Regions from separate parts of the Homo sapiens genome. Here region 1 is linked to region 2. A link is a loop called in an ENCODE intact Hi-C map of the cell type or tissue named here. Cell type or tissue: PC-9. All regions are shown on one strand. Each heading gives the region's core, and the rest is flanking DNA. Links, peaks and the distances in the headings are about the cores only.

Region 1 (4,392 bases), core at 320-4,319, 700 kb after region 2:
AATTAATTCACCCCACCCTTCCATTTTACAGCTAATATTCATTTAGCAATTACTATGTGCCTGGGATTATTTTAAGAATTTTACACAAAATAATCCAATCCTAACAAAAACCCAGTGGGGTAAGTTGTATTGTTCCCACTTTGCAGGTGAGGAAGACAAAGTGAGTGGGCTCAGTAACTCGCCCGAGTCACAGAGTCAAAGCAGGAGCTGGACCCAGATAGTCCAGAGCTCATGCTCGTACACACTTCACTTCGCTATCCTGAATAAAAAAACCAAGACTCCAGGAGGGCTGCAGCTTCGTCCAAGGTGTCGTGACTTGCCCACAGCCACCCTCTTGGCAAATGACCCAGTAAACTCCACCTCCAGCTCCTCTACCTCCAGAGCCTGTGTCTGTATGTCTTCCTTTTGGAGCTTTCTTTCTTGGTATTCTTTATGTTTCAATTTTTAAAATGATAGTCAAATATACACAACTTGAATTTTGGCCATTTTAACCATTTTAAGTGTCTATTCGGTGGTGTTAATTACATTCACAGTGTTGTGCAATCATTACCACTATCCATTTCCAAAAAATGTTTCATCAACACAAGCAGAAATGCTGTAGCCATTAAGCAGTAATTATCCATTCCTACCTTCTTCAACCCCTGGGAACCACTAATCTACTTTCTGTCTCTATGAATTTGCCTGTTCTAGGTATTTCATATAAGTAGAATCATATAATATTTGTCCTTTTGTGGCTAACTTATTTCACTAGTATAATGTCTTCAAAGTTTACTCATATGGTAGCATCTATCAGAACTTTATTTGTTTTATGGCTGAATAATATTCCATTGTATGGTATATCACATTTTGTTTATCCATTTATCTGTTGATGGACACAGGTTGTTTCCTTCCACTTTTTGGCTATTGCAAATAATGCTGCAATGAACGTTGGCACACAAGTATCTGTTTGAGTCTGTCTTTCTTTTCTTTTTTTTCTTTTTCTTGCTTGCTTGCTTGCTTGCTTGCTTGCTTTGTTGCAAGACAGGGTCTTGCTCTGTCACCGGGGCTGGAGTGTAGTGGCCCTATCATATCTCACTGCAGCCTCAACCTCCTGGACTCTTAAGCAATTCTGCTACCTCAGTCTTCCGAGTAGCTAGGTCTTCAGGTGCACAACACCACGCTGTGCTAATTTTTTGTTTTTTAGTTTTTTTGTAGAGATGAGGTCTTGTTATGCTGACCAGGCTGGTCGCAAACTCCTGGGCTCAAGAAATGCTCCTGCCTCGGCCTTCCAAAGTGTTGGAATTACAGGCATGAGCCACTGTGCCCTGCCTGTTTGGGTTTCTATTTTCAATTCTTTGGTGTATATACCTAGACATGGAATTGCTGGGTTATATAAAAATTATTTTTCTTTCTTTCTTTCTTTCTTTTTTTTTTTTTTTTAATGACAGTCTCCCTCTGTCGCCCAGGCTGGCACGATCCCAACTCACTGCAACCTCTGCTTCCCAGGTTCAAGCCATTCTCGTGCCTCAGCTTCCCAAGTAGCTGGGATTAAAGGCATACACCACATGCCTCGCTAATTTTTTTTGTATATTTAGTAGGGATTGGGTTTCGCCATGTTGGCCAGGCTGGTCTTGAACTCCTGGCTTCCCACAGTGGCTGTACCACTTTACATTCCCACCAGCAATTACAAGAGTTCAGATTTCTCCACATCCTTGACAACATGTTTTTCTTTGACTTACTGATAACAGCCATCTTAATGGATACGAAACACCATCTCATTGCAGTTTCCATTTACATTTTCTTCCTTTTTTTTTTGTTTTTTTTTTTTGAGATGGAGTCTCCCTCTGTTGCTCAGGCTAGAGTTGAATGGCTGGATCTTGGCTCACTGCAACCTCCACCTCCCAGGTCCAAGCAATTCTTCTGCCTCAGCCTCCCAAATAGGTGGGATTACAGGGGCATGCTGCCATGTCCTGCTAATTTTTTTGTATTCTTAGTAGAGACGGGGTTTCCCCACGTTGGCCAGGCTGGTCTCGAACTCCCGACCTCAAGTGATCCACCCACCTTGGCCTCCCAAAATGCTGGGATTACAAGCATGAGCCACTGCACCCGGCCGACAATTTCTTAATGACTAATGATGTTGAGCATCTTTTCATGTGCTTAATCGCCATTTGTATATCTTCTTTGGAGAAATGTCTACTCAAGTCCTTTTCTCATTTTTTGATTGGGTTGTTTATCTTTTTGTTGTTGAAATGCAGGAGTTCCAAATCCTGGGGGTTTCTTGACTGGTAATTTCCAATCCCCAACCACACACCTGTCAGGAAGTCTTAAAGATCCAGGTGGAGACCAACAGTCCTTTTGTAGGAGCCAGGAGGCTGGATGCAGAAGATGGTGGTAGATGAGGAGGGAACGGAAAGGCATCTAACACTCACCTACCCCTGCCCTAAATCCAGGTACCCTCTTCCATTGAAGAAAAACCCACATTCTGCTTGTGGATGCTCATTACTCTTATCCACAGAAGCTCTGTTAACCTACCCACCACAGGCATGGAGGCCACTGACCTTCATCCCCAACCACAGCTGCAGCAGAGTGGCAGGAATTCAAGGAAGGAGGAGCATGTGGTGTGGGAGAAGGAAGGGAAGAGGACCTGCACTAGGAGAGGATGTTTCCTCTCAGACAACCTACACAGGTGAGGAGGCAAAGCCTGCAAGGAAGAGACAGCTTATAGGTGAAATGACAGTGACACGGGGAGTGGGAGATGGGAGGGGGAAAGGAGGGAGGATGGGAGGGTTGGGTGAGAAAAAAATCAGGAAAGGATGAGGGGGTGAATATCAGAAAGGGGCAGGCAGCTGTAGCCAGATCAGGGGAGAAAGGCTTCCTGGTGCCCCCATACTAAGGAGAGAGCTGCAGACCTCTATTTTAATGAGTCACAATCTCACTTAGCCCCAGGCCATCTCTCACACTCCCCCTCCTCTCTGGCTTGTGGTCAGCAATAAGCATTCTTCCTTCATTGTCTATTCATCAGGCTACAGATAGGAGGCTAAGAGGAGAACACAAACACTTATTTGTACCACAAAAAAAGGGGGAGCCAGGAGGCCTGACCCTAATTCTCAGCAGTTAGGGACACACCGGAATAGCAGTGACAGAGAGAGGGCAAGTTTAGTGAGATCCATGCAACACCTGCCTTGTGGAGGGGAAGCAGGGCTGACAGTGGCGTGGCGTTGAGCTAAGTTTAGCTGCCTGTGTGATCTCTGCCAACACTCAGGGATGTGGGAGGGGCTTGGGGCAGGCCTCAACAAGCCTTTCCAGGGACCTCTTATTTCCTTAAATCCCACCAAAACTCAAGGACGGACTCCAACATCAACATAGTCACTGGCTTTTGAGCAGTCTTTTCCAAACAGCTGTTGTGCAATTTACCATGTGGCATTATAGACAGGCTACCCCGCTGAGACTGAAAATGAAATCTTGGCCCAGATCCTCCAGCCTGCAGCACCCTGTGGTGAAAGGGGTGTCTCTGCCATCACAGAGAATGAAAATGGGCTACAGCCAGGCAGTGTGAGGGAGCTGGAGACAGCAGACTGGCTCCCGACCATCCTGGTCACACCTAACAGCCTTTTCTCTGATGGCAGTAAAACAGGAGCTTTTAAAGAAAAGAACCAGTGTTGATGAGAAAAAGCTTAGGTTTCTATAATGAAATCAGATGTCCTTTTAGTAAAAGAGCTTCGACGTGAAGATTAAGTTAAAGAAAACAAGCATAACCCTTATATCGATATAACCCTTATATTGATGTTCCCATTTATGCAGCCCCATGGGGATGACGCTGTGGTAATGTGACTAATTTTGTAGCTGCCTGGACAGGTGTGTAGAATAATAATAATGAGAATGATTCCTGTACTGTCTCCGGTTCACTACACAAGTCATTACCCCGTGAGGAACGGGTCCGTCACTTAGAAGACAGTGGGATGTGCTAAACTGGAGACTCTCAGGATGGAGAAACAGGGTTTCACTGCTGAAGAGAGGGTGGTGGTCAGGCTGGTGGGGAAGCACATGCCCATGAGGGAGGCAGTATTGGGAGGAGGCCCAGCAAGAGGCCACAGGAGGGAGGCCACAGACAGAGGCACAGTGTTTCTGCCCTGGCAATCCTGTGGGTTACCCAGGCACTAGCTGTCCTCTAGGAGGATTACAGTAGCCACAGGGTTCCAGGAAAGAGGGCAGAAGGAAAGAACCTCTGTGCATACAGATGGTGCCTGTTTTCTGCTGATTTCCCAGTGCCCAGCATGGAATCTGGCATAGTAGGCCTCAATGTAGACGTGTTTAATGGAGGAGTGACTGAGCAAATATGAAGGAGATGCTAGCAAGAATCAAGCAATGATCCTCTCCTAGAGGGATGGGGAAACCAGCTCAGGATCCAGATAC
Region 2 (4,392 bases), core at 129-4,128:
TGCTATCATGCTCTGGTTTTGGAGTTGTCATAAGTAGCCTGGGGCCAGGCGCAGTGGCTCATGCCTGTAATCCTAGCACTTTGGGAGGTTGAGGCAGGAGGATCACTTGAGCCCAGGAGTTCGAGGCTGCAGTGAGCTATGACTGCACCAGTGTACTACAGCCTGAGCAACAGAACAAGATCCTGTCTCTAAAAGGAAGAAGAAGAAGGAGGAGGAGGAGGAGGAGAGAAAAGTAGCCTGGGTCTACAGAGCTTAGCTCCTTTGCAGAGCTTTTAAAAATCCCAGTGTCCATTCCCGCCCCACTTCCAGGTATATTAATTTAATTAAGTGAGTTTGGAGGCCAGGCATCAGACATCAGTCCTTTTTATTTTTAACTCACCAGGTGATTCTAATAAGGAAGCAGGTTGGAGAACTGTTCTGGAGTGTTTTCAAACTCGAGTCCTGGGGGGTTTGCTAAACACAGAGTGCCAGCTCCCACCCCAGAGTTGCTGATTCAGTAGGCTTGGGGGTCGAGTATTGCTTCTTTTTTTTTCTTTCTTTTCTTTTCTTTCTTTTCCTTTCTTTTTCTTTTTCTTTAGCTGTCTTTCTCTTTCTTTCCCTCCCTCCTCTTCTTTCCTTCCTTCCTTCTTTTCCCTCCCTCTTTCTTTCTTTCCTTCTTTCTTTCTTTCCTTCCTTCCTTTCCTTCTTTCTTTTCTTTCTTTCTCTCTTCCTCTCTCTCTTTCTTTCTCTCTCTCTCTCTTTCTTTCTTTCTTTTCTTTCTTTCTTTCTTCCTCTTTCTTTTTTGACAGTTTCTCTTTTGTTGCCCAAGCTGGAATGCAATGGTGCTATCTCCATTCACTGCAACCTCCGCCTCATGAGTTCAAGTGATTCTCCTGCCTCAGCCTCCCGAGTAGCGGGATTACAGGTGCACACCACCACGCCCGGCTAATTTTTTGTATTTTTAGTAGAAACAGGGTTTCACCGTGTTAGCCAGCTGGTCTTGAACTCCTGACCTCAGGTGATCCACTTGCCTTGGCCTCCCAAAGTGTTGGGATTACAGGTGTGAGCCACTGCACCCAGCCTCCTTCTTTTTGTAGAGATGGGGCCTTGCTGTGTTGCCCAGGCTGGTCTCCTATCTTGGCCTCAAGCTATCCTCCTACACTGGCCTCCTAAATGCTGGGATTACAGACCTACCCCACCATGCCCTGCTGGACGTTTCTATTAAGTTCCTTAATGATGCTAATGCTGCCAGCCCAGATTCCACACTTTGAGAACTGCAGAAGTGTTTACACTCTCTTAAATAGTACCTACGGTCACATGAATTATTTTTTCCCAGCCTTGGAGAGCCTGAAGATTTCATCGCATTCTTAAAGATCCATGACCCCAGAAAAATTAAGAGCCAGATTAGAGTCTAATTATGCATTGAAAGCTTTTTCTAGGCAGGGTTTCACAGGAGATGATTTTGCAACTGGTTCAGTCTTGGAGTAGTCCCAAGGGTGTATATTTGTGTTTGCTTAAGCACCTGGGCATTGCAGGCTATATGATGCCAACACCCTTACCAGTCCACACTCAGTTTCCTACCAAGAAATTGCAATACTAGGAGCATCAGCTTGGTAAAGAGAGTAAACATGACAACTTTTCCCAGCATCAAATGTGAATATTGTGGAGAGGTAGAAAAACAGGGAGAGGGGAAGAAAGAGAATTCCCGTGATGCTATTGAAGCAGAAATAAAACCTCTGCAGATAATCCTGCTGCCTATTGATGTTGGGGCCACAAACTTGGGAAAATGAATGTTGTGCCATCATAATCACCCTAAGGATCAGTTACATAACATTTAATCATAAATTATACTCATCCAAAATGTGGCATGGGAAGTTCATATGTAAACTTTAATGTATTTTTTTATTCTTTAAAAATTTCCATTTTTGTGAATGTTTTATAATGTACACAATACACTAGAACAGTCATTTTGTATTTAATTTATAACATTAAAAAATAAACAAGCAAACATACATACATCGGGGCTCCATGATGAAAAAAAAAATTGGAGATTACTCCTTAGGTGTCAAACTTGACTGCACCAGAATCACATGGAAGCTCACCGAACAAATGCAGAGTCTCAGACCTCAGTCTCTTTCAGGTTCAGGAGGTCTGAGAAATTCACAGTTACACCAACAACTTGGGAAATTCTAAGGCAGGTGAGCCATTGACTCTACTGTGAACCCTGCTCTGAAAATGACTTTAGTTTTTTTTGTTTTTTTTTCTCTTTGTACTTAATAACTTTATTCTGACTCAAAAGCCATAGAACTCCTCACCAAAGGACACATAGGTCAGTGCAAAGAAGGAAACAAACACGTCTGTATTCTGCATGTCTTTCTCCTTCCCCCTTCAGCAATGCCCCATCCTATTCCCAGCCCTGGTCGGCTGCACCCCCTGAGCCAGGCTCTGGTCACTCACTACACCATGACAAAGCCACCTGCCGCCTGCTAATGGTGACTCGGCTCAGCCATTAGAGGGCAGCAGATAACAGGTCACTAAGCAGATAATTTCTCCGCGAGCAGGTTTGCCCATCTTTCTAAATAATCCAATTTTTCTTGAATATTTTCTCATCAAGGAACATTTTCCAAAAACCTCATAAATGCAAGTCATGGAAGTGACAGCAAACAAGCCCAAGATTGCACTGTCCAAAGGAAAGGTTTCCGTGTTAGGCATGGCTCAAGGTGCTAGGTACAAAGCAAACAAAATCCCTGCTCTCATGCAGCTGACAAGTTAATGGGGGACAATCGAAAAGTAAGTTATCTCTCACTGTTAGATGGTGGTAAACGCTGCGGAGAAAGACATGGCCTGGGCCAAGAGAAGGAAAAGCTCAAAGAAGGGAATGAATATTTATTGACCATCTATGAACGACTGGTTTTCACATAAGTCACTTCTCTTCATCTTCACCACTCTCTCATTGTACCCCTCCCTTTTTTATTATGCCAATTTTACATGTAAAGAAACTGAAGTTCCCACCGGGCACGGTGGCTCACACCTGTAATCCCATCACTTTGGGAGACCGAGGCGGGCGGATCACCTGAGGTCGGGAGTTCGAGACCAGCCTGACCAACATGGTGAAACCCTGTCTCTACTAAAAATATAAAATTAGCTGGGCCTGGTGGTACATGCCTGTAATCCCAGCTACTCCAGAGGCTGAGGCAGGAGAATCACTTGAACCCAGGAGGCGGAGGTTGCGGTGAGAGAAGATCATGGCCATTGCACTCCAGCCTGGGCAACAAGAACAAAACTCCATCTCAAAAAAAAAAAAAAAAAAGAAAGAAAGAAACTTAAGTTCTGAGACTTTAAGAAACTTGGCTAAGGCCACGGCATTAATGAATACCTGCACAGTACTGAACTTCTTAACTTGTTGTCATAATGAAGCCCAGCGCGAATTGTAAAGGAGACTGCCCACACATGCATTTTACTAGTGCTCACACACCTCACCTTCTCCAGGACTCAATATGCTACGTGGAATGTGCCGGGCCTCCTCTTCCCCAATTAATGTTTCACCCTTATTTTGGTACTCTGAAACTCTTATTTTGCTCTATGCTAATCCCATAAATTGGTTCTCATTCTAGAGTGCAGACAGTAATGACTGTTAACTTCTGCTAAGCCCACAAATTAGTTTTCTCCATTTGTAGCCCAATTGATCACATTATCATTCCCCAGGGAAGATATTTGGTGGAGGTGGGGGGCTTTTTCTGGAAAGAGTACTCTAATCCTAATGGTAGAAGTGTCAGCTTTTCTGATTGGGTAGTGAGAAATATGCTTTGTAATTTGGCTTGCTGAAGTTATGCCATTTATAAAGGTTAGAGTCAGAGTTAAAATATCAGTTTCTCAACCTCCTGTCTGTTATAGCTATCAGACTCAGAAGTGCTTTAAGAAAAGGAGTGTGGGCCGGGTGCAGGGGCTCACGCTTATAATCCCAGAACTTTGGGAGTCCAAGGCGGGCGGATCACGAGGTCAGGAGTTTGAGACCAGCCTGGCCAACACAGTGAAACGCCATCTCTACTAAAAATACAAGAATTAGCTGGACGTGGTGGCAGGTGCCTGTAATCCCAGCTACTTGGGAGGCTGAGGAAGGAGAATCACTTGAACCCAGGAGGCAGAGGTTGCAGTGAGCTGAGCTGAGCTAATGCCACTGCACTCCAGCCTGGGCCGTAGAGCTAGACTCCATCTCCAAAAAAAAAAAAAAAAAAAATAGAAAAAAAAGAGTGTGTGTTTGTGTACATGAACAAATGTAGAACATTCGTTCAAACACTAAGGAAGAAGATAGAATGGGAGAGTTTTAGACCATAGCAAAGGGAGGCTTTTATAGGTAAAGAGAATAAAGAATGAGACCTAAAAAGCTTAAGCAGATCTCAGGAGATTACAATT

What was found. Peaks named below come from ENCODE experiments on the same cell type or tissue, not always from the same donor. Only the 100,000 strongest peaks of a DNase experiment are listed, where the experiment ranks them.
Region 1: a loop joins it to region 2, with 6 times the contacts of the local background. A loop is called at or near these places in 3 of 110 quality-filtered maps.

What each region holds. Positions count from the first base shown.
Region 1 is chr3:150,213,236-150,217,627 of GRCh38, forward strand. No RefSeq gene overlaps it. Among named protein-coding and RNA genes, the nearest start is that of LINC01213, 23 kb to the right of the region's middle. In PC-9, for the core only: CTCF peaks have their summits at 2,788 and 3,094; a DNase peak (open chromatin) is centred at 2,936.
Region 2 is chr3:149,509,992-149,514,383 of GRCh38, forward strand. No RefSeq gene overlaps it. Among named protein-coding and RNA genes, the nearest start is that of TM4SF4, 37 kb to the left of the region's middle. RefSeq lists a silencer at 2,476-2,575. In PC-9, for the core only: CTCF peaks have their summits at 2,473 (motif pointing right) and 2,677; DNase peaks (open chromatin) are centred at 1,370 and 2,500; H3K27ac peaks cover 862 bases.